2 separate regions of the Homo sapiens genome follow, and region 2 is linked to region 1. A link is a loop called in an ENCODE intact Hi-C map of the cell type or tissue named here. Cell type or tissue: HepG2. All regions are shown on one strand. Region 1 overlaps ATG12 (autophagy related 12). Region 2 holds the start of CCDC112 (coiled-coil domain containing 112).

Evidence for each region. Hi-C counts contacts between places; a loop is a spot of excess contacts. Peaks named below come from ENCODE experiments on the same cell type or tissue, not always from the same donor. Only the 100,000 strongest peaks of a DNase experiment are listed, where the experiment ranks them.
Region 2: a loop joins it to region 1, with 4 times the contacts of the local background. A loop is called at or near these places in 38 of 110 quality-filtered maps.

What each region holds. Positions count from the first base shown.
Region 1 is chr5:115,829,069-115,834,068 of GRCh38, reverse strand. ATG12 (autophagy related 12) reads left to right here. Exons shown (of 4, transcript NM_004707.4): 3 at 1,405-1,467; 4 at 2,206-5,000. The coding sequence ends at 2,265. LOC124901049 (a long non-coding RNA gene) reads right to left here. Exons shown (of 2, transcript XR_007058908.1): 2 at 1,187-1,818. Among named protein-coding and RNA genes, the nearest start is that of ATG12, 10 kb to the left of the region's middle. In HepG2, a CTCF peak has its summit at 2,719 (motif pointing right); a DNase peak (open chromatin) is centred at 2,708.
Region 2 is chr5:115,294,583-115,299,582 of GRCh38, reverse strand. CCDC112 (coiled-coil domain containing 112) reads left to right here and starts at 2,929. Exons shown (of 10, transcript NM_001040440.3): 1 at 2,929-3,156. The coding sequence starts at 3,040. It overlaps LOC105379129 (a long non-coding RNA gene), which reads right to left and starts at 2,655. Exons shown (of 5, transcript XR_948684.3): 1 at 2,235-2,655. RefSeq lists a silencer at 2,831-3,280. In HepG2, no CTCF peak of the experiment used is centred here; DNase peaks (open chromatin) are centred at 3,122 and 3,272; H3K4me3 peaks cover 1,226 bases.

The DNA of each region.
Region 1 (5,000 bases):
AGTGTACATTTCTGTACGCTACATACTTCATTAGATGTACTTTTCTCACCCGTATTTATTCATGTGTGTCTCTGCCTCTCCTACAGATTATAAGCTCATTGAGGGAAGAGATCACATTAATCTTCATAGTTCCATGTACAATTCTCAGCACATCATAGACACTGATAAACTAAGCTGTTATTGAGAGCCCTTCCCCTCATTTATAATGTACAAGAGTAAAATCTGGATTTGCTCATAAATTGTCAGGCACTGAACACAAATTATATCTGTATTACAAAAAATTCACATTATAATGCACATTGTTTTCTGTTACAGTTCTGAAATTTTTGTGCCAGAACTCTACTCAGCCATAACCACAAATTGATATTTCAGCATGAACTATTTAAAGATAATTTAACAATAACGTCTATTGAGTACATATACCAGGCACTGAAAGTTAGTGTATTATCTCATTTTGTCTTTCCTAACAGACCCAAGAGGTATAGGTCCTATTATTTTCCATATCTTACAAATAAAGAGGATGAGAGATTATTTGTAAAGCCAGGATTCAAACCCAGGTGTGTCTCAGAGCCTATACACTTAATCACCACACTATATTGGCTAAGAGAGATGCAAGCAATATTGATGGTTCATGGTTGGTGATCAAAATAGTATCTGTCAACCAACTATTCTGATACTTTTTTTTTTAAATACTAAGTTTAATCCAGGACATTTTAGTCCCAAATTTGGATATTAAAGGAAAACTAAATATGTTACCTGCAAATAAAGTTTTGTTTTCCAAAAAGAAAATTATTAAAGGGCACTTCAACACTGTGACTTTAAGTACTAGAAATATTTTAGTAAAAACAGACTAAACTGAAACATTGAGCAGTGAATCCTTTAAAGAGCAAGGTTATAAGGTTTTAATTGTTACTTTTTTTCCTGCTTCATTTGCCTGTAAGTGACTTTATTAAAAAACCTAAGTATATATGTCATACATTTACCCAAGGAAAGTGTACAAACTACCTTGAATATTAGACATATTGATTTTTGGCTGTGTGCCTGTGTAATTATCTTAGGAGAAATTCTTTGTGGGTAAGTGGGGACATTTTTACGATAATGTAATTTCTTGAATAGCCAGCTCTTCAAAAGCTATTTGTAAAAAATATTTAAAAGTTTCTTAGTTATACAAAGTTAGGAACCACTGTTCTAGGAACTGGAATTGTGTTATTTTTATTCCTCTGGAGGAAAAATGAGATCTTCGTAATGATCTCTTTAAATTGACTATTTAGAAAAGTTAGGAGTTCAGAGAAGCTTTCTTCAATTGTGAAAACAATACAAAATAGCTAGCTGATTGGAATGCAGAAAAATGCAGATTAATCAGGATACCATTAAACATCTCTGTTTTTCCTTCCTTTCTTGTAGTTTATTTATGTGAATCAGTCCTTTGCTCCTTCCCCAGACCAAGAAGTTGGAACTCTCTATGAGGTAAAAAAAAAAAAAAAAAAAAAAAAAAAAGAAAGAAATTACTGCTTTTTTTTCTTAATCGAGTATGCACATCTGTATAATATGTATATTGTGTAGTATTGTTAATTCACATTTTTATTTCAAGAGATGGCATGCCATTCTTAATTTTCTGGGGTAGAAAAGATGACTTTCTTGTTCTGTTATCTAACATCTTGATCATAGAAAGATATTAATAAATTATACAATGATTGAAGAACCAAGGAATAAATTACATTTCAAAGTCATCTTCATGATTCTCATAAAGTAAGGCTTTTTCTTTATCTACATTTGATTTCTTCTACATTGTTCTTATAATCTGTTATCCAAATCTGCCTACAAGAAATTGAGAAAACAGCATAAGAATGACTGTTTAACATCTTACAGAGTCATTGTAATAGTTATTAGAGTACACATACTAGCACCACTACTAGAAAACAGCTAAAATTACATATATTGTGGTTGGACATGTAGAGAAAGGACAAGATTAAAATACATAAGCTCATTCATGCCTAAGATGCTTAAAGGACAGATTTTATTAAACACTTAGGATTATTAATATGTGTCTGATAGAAACAGGCATCCTTTGAAAGAGATAGCCTGTAACATAGGTAACTTAATATACGTGTGTGGATATTTATGATACATGTGGCATTTATCTTCTTAGTTTCATCTAAGAATAATAAAAGATTGAGTTTGATTTATTGCCTTTTTTTTTTGTAGTGTTTTGGCAGTGATGGTAAACTGGTTTTACATTACTGCAAGTCTCAGGCGTGGGGATGAACCACAAAGAAAATCAACTTGCTACTACATGAAATGGATTTTCACGGAAGAGACAGCTCTGAAAAGTTTTGATGCTTGTGGCAAGAGACTTAACAGATGTGATCTATTTAGTATGTGTCTACTCTATGTTTATGCATAAGAAAACATCCATAGCATGAATGGACTCAGAAAAATGTGATTTGTATTAATGCACCAGTCATCATAAAAGATGGTCATGATAGTACACCCATTGCTCCTACTTGTTACTATTATTGCTGCAGATCTGCCTCCAAGGTTGAAAAGGAGACTAAGACTGTATAAACATCTTCATTGTCAGTTCTCAAAATGACTGAAATTGTTTTCATGGTAAAAGTTAATATACTAAAGGGTTCCTTTTTTTTTAATGTTTACATTTATCTCTATGTTTACCTTTTTAGTCACATTGACCTGCTGGCTGAATACCTCAAATAGTCCAGTAGAGGGCAGTCCACCAGGCAGAAAAGGTTAGGCGTTTTGGTTTCACATCTTTGCTGGGGAATAATAGGGGAAATGGCTGTTTTTGCTAATTTTTAGCTAATATCTAGCCAGGAGAGCAAGCACATAGGACAGACTGAAAGACTGTAATTTTACACAATACACATGGCTTAATTATTTTATTGGGATACAGAAAAATATAAATTCTGGACAAATAAGTCATATACCTGTTTTCAGTCCTAACATTTAAGGATTCTTGAGTCCCAATCACATAACTGTGGTGTTACTCTGTCATTTATATGGTGTCAAAAGCACTTGATGAGTAAACCCAGTAGCATCTTTTTGAGTGTTTCATAATGCATTTTCCAACTTGAAAACAATAATTGAAAAATAGCCTTATTGTATATTTTATGCCATGACTAAAAGTGCCATTTTTACTGATGCTATTAGACTGATAATTTCTTGAAGTGAAATTTAACCTTTTTTTCTCTTTAGTATTATGTTTATAATGCCATATTTTTAGAAAGCATTCCAGATCAGGCATGGTGGCTTACACCTGTAATCCCAGCACTTTGGAAGGCTGAGGTGTGGGGATTGCGTGAAGCCACAAGTTTGAGACCAGCCTGGTTAGCAAGGCAAGATCCCCAACTCTACAAAAAAATAAAAATTAAAAAAAAATTATTAGGCTGCAGAGGCAAGAGGATCCCCTGAGCCCAGAAGTTCAAGGGTATAGTGAGTCGTGATTGTACCACTGCATTCCTGCTGAGCAACAGAGTGAGACCCCATCTCAAAAAAGAAAAAAAAAGGCATTCTAGTAAATCGAATGTAATGTGAATGGAATTTCAAAACAGGATCTAAGATGGTATGTAGTAGAATTCAAAGTAATATCATTTTAAAGTTAAATGAGTATGGAAAAGGTCTGTTCTCTAGTTTTGTCCAGTTCAGTTTACTGAAGGAATATATTTAATTATATTCATATATTTAACAAATAAAAATATGTTGAATTTTCGTATTGTTTGCCACTGAGGGTTCAGATGATAGACCTCAAAAAATCGAAAATACTGGTTGAAATTTGTAGCATCCATTTAGTTATTCTTTTTGACCTAAATAACTTAATAGTTTATTAAATCTAAGGTTAGCTAAATATGTAGCTAACCTTATTTGTTTTCTTTCCTAACAACTCTGAAGAATACATAGGACTTTGCACTTTTTTTTTTTTTTTTTTTTTTTAAAGAGACAGCGTTTCGGTCTTGTTGCCCAGGCTGGACTGTAATGGCACAATCTTGGCTCATTGCAACCTCTACCTCCCGGGTTCAAGTGATTCTCCTGCCTCAGCCTCCTGAGTAGCTGGGATTACAGGCACCTGCCACCACACCCGCCTAATTTTTTGTTATTTTTAGTGGAGACAGGGTTTTACCATTTTGGCCAGGCTGGTCTCAAACTCCTGACTGACCTCAGGTGATCCACCCGCCTTGGCCTCCCAAAGTGCTGGGATTATAGGTGTGAGCCACCGTGCCGGGCCTGGACTTTGTACTTTTTCAAATCATATTTAATTATTTCTTGATCTTTACTCAAAGAATTATTCTGCGCTAAATTTGCAACATTAAACAATAATTAAGCCTGGATCCGATAAGTTATTGGGTGACTAGAACCTACAACACAATTTATTTTTAATTTAAACTCTCAAGTCTGATTAAACTTGGGGGAAAAACTGAACATTCAGGTGATATTTTAAATTTTCTTTGTGACTAAATAGATGTCATTAATATCATGCTTCATCTTACTGTGCATAGATGACCCATGGCACACAAAGTATATGTATAATATTGCAATATTGTACTTCCATCTTTAAAAGTATGCCAAAGACTTCATAATGAATTCACCATATTTAAGGAATAAGGCAAATTAATGTTTATCCGAAATCAAAATGAGATTGGATAATTCCTGGAATCTGATTTCTGTAAGTTTCAGTCCTAAAGGGACCTTAAATATCTACTAGAACGAAGTACAGTGTATTTCTCAGATTACATGACATTAGTCAACCAATTTAGTTGTAACACAAAGTGAGAAAGCCTTAGGTGTTGAAGGAGTGTGAAAATAAAAATCTCTTTTCATGCAGTTTCTGCTTCATTTTCCAAGGATTATAATATGCTGAGTAAACTTTTGGCACTAAGGAAGCCAGCTACAGGCCACGTAATGAAAACTATTCAGAAAACAGTTCAGCAAATACTACTATTTGAATACAGTTCAAATCGTATTTATATAAATACTCTGCCTACATT
Region 2 (5,000 bases), 530 kb after region 1:
ACTTATTTTTTAAAAAAAGTAAATTGAAAGAAAACAAAACAAAAAAGGAAACATTGAAATTGAACACAAATGTAATCAAAAGAACTGAAATATATATCAAATTGATTCCATAGCACATAGAGAAAAGGGTGATTTCAGAAAACTTCTGAACACAGTACTCTAGATATCCAGTGCAGGATATACTCTAAAAACAATAGGAAGTGCAAAATGATCTTAGGCTTCTCTTTATTTTTAGTGGCAGTATTAAAATTGTAAAAGACCACTCAACTCAAATCGTTGGTTGACTTGCTTTTTTTCCGAGGCTGCAAGATAATTCTGGACTAATAATTACAGGAATTCAGACAGTGCTATAGTAACAGGGCTCATTTGGATAAAAGGTAATACAAAAATTAAAGAAGTTTTACCTTCTCAATACACCCAAGTGACTTACTTCCTCCTACTTCACACAGGGGTGGGGAGGTGGGGCCAACCATCTCCTCCCTCCAAATCTTCCAACTACCTTGTGCTGCAACCCATGTATGCAGGACTCTCTGGCCTCCCCATAGTCCCCACCCACTACCTCCCTGTGTCAGAAGAGTCTGTGCGTCTATCAAAGACCAAACCTCCCACTTATGCTCTGGACTCCATCAGCCTTACTTTCAAGAGGGTCTGACTGCCTCTGTCCTGCAGCATCAAACTTCTGTCTCCACTAAATAATTCCCAGCAGCATGAACTCCTTCTACTAGTCCCTACCTTGAAACACAACACAACAACAAAGACCCTCTTTGATCACACATCTTCCCCCAGCTACCACTTCATTTCTCTGATCACCTGCACCATAAAATCGATCAAAATCATAGCGAAAAACAGTTTCTACCTCGTCACCTCCATTATCTCCTCAATGCAGTCAGCCAGGCTTTGGTCTACCTACCCCATAAACCCACGGCCTCCCTGTTGCCAAATGCAACCATCATTTCTTTGTTACCCCTTCACTCAGCCTCTAGGCAGTGAACCACACAGCTGACCATTTTCTCCTCCTCCTCCTTCTTTCTTTTTCTTCTTATTTCTTCTCCTTCTTCTTCTCTTCCTCCTCCTCCTTCTCCTCCTCCTCCTTCTCCTCCTCCTCCTCCTTCTCCTCCTCCTCCTGCTCCTCCTTCTCCTCCTCCTCCTGCTCCTCCTTCTCCTCCTCCTTCTCCCTTCTCCCTTCTCCTTCTTCTCTCTTCTCCTTCTCCTTCTTCTTCTTTGCCTTCTTCTTCTCCTCCATTCTTCTTCCTTCTTCTTCTTCTCCCCTCTTCTTCTTCTCTTTTTTTTTTTTTTTTTTTTTTTTTTTTTTTTTTTTTTTTTTTTTTTGTTGAGACGAAGTCTCACTCTGTCACCAGGCTGGAGTGCAATGACACGATCTTGGCTCACTGCAACCTCCGACTCCCTGGTTCAAGCAATTCTCCTGCCTCAGCCTCCCGAGTAGCTGGGACTACAGACAGGCGCCACCACGCCCAGCTAATTTTTGTATTTTTAGTAGAGATGGGGTTTCACCATGTTGGCCAGGATGGTCTCCATCTCCTGACCTCGTGATCCGCCCACCTCGGCCTCCCAAAGTGCTGGGATTACAGGCGTAAGCCACCACGTCCGGCCTCTTCTGCAAAAACTTCCCTCCACAGACTTCCGGTTTTCCTCCCTTCTCACAGATCTCTCCATATTGGTCCCCTTCTCCTCTTGTCCGTGGTCACCTTCTCGGAGTGGCCTAGGCTTAGTTCTCAGACTTCAATTTATACTCACCCTGGGTGAGCTCATTCAGTCTTATTTCAAATATTTTCTATAGGAAGATCAAATTCGTATCTTTAGCTCTCTCTCTCCTGGGCTCCAGAGGCGTTTATCCCGCTGCCTGTTTAATACCTCTACCAGGATGGTCTCTGGAGTCAGGCTGTCTAGATAGGTATCCTACCCTCTACCTGTGTGGCCATGTGATCCTTAACTTTATCACTGAAATGGAGATGATAATAGTACCTACTTCATGAAGTTATTTGTGAAGATTAAATGCAAAAGTGCATATAAAGCACTTATAACAGCCCTGGCATAAAGGAATTGCTCAATAAATACCTATTTGTTTACTTGTTAAAGGTGAAGGAACCTTACCTATGTGTCTAATTCAACAATGAATTCCCAAGGCCTAGAACAGTGCCTGACATATGCTAGGAGCTCCATATTGACTGACTGAATGAATCGATTTCTATAAAGGGGGAAAAGGTAGTACCTACAGAAATCAGCTCAGTTGCCACAGGTTGTCTTGACTGGAAGCGTCATCTGTGGCTTTTTTCCAACTTCCCAGCACTGTATTTTTGGAATCTGTCTTCTCATTGACCAAGTCCTAGGAATGTAACTGTGGCATTCCTGCCTCTGATATCTGGTTCTGTGGAGCAAGCTGGGTTTTTTTCTTTAAAAATCTAAAATATGATTTATTGTTAGAATCCATTGATAATGTTTTTTCATTTAGACTCAGTCTCAGCAGCGCTAAGTAGAAACCTAGAAAGCGGATGTATATTAGGTAAAAATATGTATATATTGACTATAACACGAATAAAATTTAAGGACGATGTAAGACAATGAATTTTCTTGACAGGTATGGGACTGGGCTGGCACAGTCGGTTAAGTGCCCAAAGGGTATATAAACCCGCGACAGGGCAGAGCGCAGCCCCCGCCCCGCCCCGCCCCGCCCCCACACCCGCCCGCCCCAGAACCCCAGACCCGCCCCTCCCCTGCATCCCGGCTCCGCCCGGCACCTTGCCCCTCCCTCGCCCCGCCCCTCCCCGCCTGAATCCCGGCCCCCGCCTCGCATTTCGGCCCCGCCCTGCACCCCAGTCCCGCCCCTCCCGCACCCCCGCACCCCTGCACCCCCGCATCTCAGCCCCGCCCTGCATCCCGACCCCGCCCTACATCTCGGCCCCGCCCTGCATCCCGGCCAAGCCCGCAGCGCAGGGAGCTGTCTGCAGAGGCCAGGGTGCGCCTGCCACGAATCCCCAGGCACCGGTGGCCGCCGCGGCCCGAGTAGCTCGGCGGGTAAACATGGCCGCACTGACGACGGTTGTGGTAGCGGCTGCGGCCACCGCGGTAGCCGGGGCTGTGGCAGGGGCGGGCGCGGCCACCGGGACCGGCGTGGGAGCGACGCCAGCGCCTCAACAGGTAAATCCGGGAGAACCGAGAGCTGCTCTGGCGGCAGGCGAGGGGCTGCAGGCCCTGGCTGAACAGGTGCCCTCTGCAGCGCCGGCGGGAGGCGCGGCGTTCGCCTCCCCTGCTCGGGGCCTGGCACGCGCTGGGCGTTGCTCTTTGTTGGCTTGTGCGTTTAACAGCTTTTGCAGAGCCGCCTCCATGTGGTTTCGGAGTCGAGGAAGACCTGGGTGGGAACCCGGCTCTGCCGCTTCCTAGCCGCGTGATAAGAACATATGCTGTCGGCGACTCACTTTCTTCTCTAAAAATTGGGAATAGTAACATGCACCTCCCGAGCTTTGGACTAACGTTATGTCTGGGGAGCCCCTGGCACAGTGCTTGATTGGAGGGGGACTCTGTGCTCAGTAATTGGTGGCAGCTCTGTTACTGTACCGGCGCTGGGAACACAAGGAGAAAGACAATATGGGATGGTCGGAGGCAGAGGTGTTTCCAGTGATCGGCTTAGGACCGCTTTCTAGGTGGTGAGGACAAGGTATCTTTGTTCAGATGTTATCAGCTCAGCGAGACTTTCCATGATCTCCCTAAAATGAATCGCCTTACGCGGCACACCCAGTCCCTGTTTCTGGTTTTATTTTTCCCCATAGCACTTAGTACCATATATTATATTACATACTTTATTTCTATTGTTTATGTTTCTCCTCACACCCCTCACCCTCCCTCGCACCCCCATGAGAATGTAAGCTCCATGAGGGCAGAAAGTATTGGAAATTTTATTCTTTATTGTATTCCCAGCACCAAGAACTATGCCTGTTGTGTAGTGCCTGGAACGTAGTATGCACTTACTAAATAATTTGTGGATCAATATAAACCTGAAGGAAGGCTGTCATGAGCTGAGGAGAGGTTCCATCTTTTTCCTCCTTTAAGGAAATACAGTGTCTTTACTCGTAGACCTTCAGGAAATTCCACCTACGGCAAATTTTCTCACACATCCTCTATAATTCTCTTTATTATTCTAACTCTGTCCCAAGTATCTCAGGAAAAAATGTAAAATATATAAATATACATAATACGTAAAGTATTTTTAAGTACTATGCTCAAAAAAATGTGTGACACCATGTTGCTGGCTTTCTCCATCATTTCTCTAAATTCTTGTAGCAATGTTCTGTCTTCTGATCTGCATTTCTTGCGAGTTGCCTAATGTTGTTATTGATGCACACTTTTGTGATGTTTGCCTTCTCAGGGGTTGGATCAGATCACCTGTGGAGCTCTTTCAGATATTTTATCAATCCCCTAGAGGATATCTAGCAATGTTTGGAGACATTTTTGGCTGTCAGAGTGGGGAGCAGGGGGGTGTTGAGGGGCTGCTAGCATCTAATGGATACAGGCCAGAGAACAGCCACCCATAACAAAAATCATCTGGTCCAAAAGTTAGTAGTGCTGAGATTGAGAACCATGGTGTATACTGTCTTACCACTTTAGTAGGGAAAGCAGAGCCTCATTGTTGAGAATCTACCTCAGCATAGTTAGGTAGAATTCTTCACGTGTGTTTGGGCTTTTTTAAAAAAACAAAACAAAACAATGCAGCATTACTGCATGCTATATTGTGATAATGTTTAGGAGTTTACATGTTATCCATTTTTGTACTTCCCCCAGCATACCACACGCACATACCTATACACACAAATTCTACAGCCTAACACCGAACTTGAATATTTGTCATATGATTAAATGAACGAATATTCCTACTGACTTTAACACTGAAACCAACTAGTATTTTCTTGAGAAGAGAGAATTTTCCTGGTGGCAATCTCATGATACTAGAGATGTCTACCAAAATATCTAAAGTTCCTGTCAGCTAG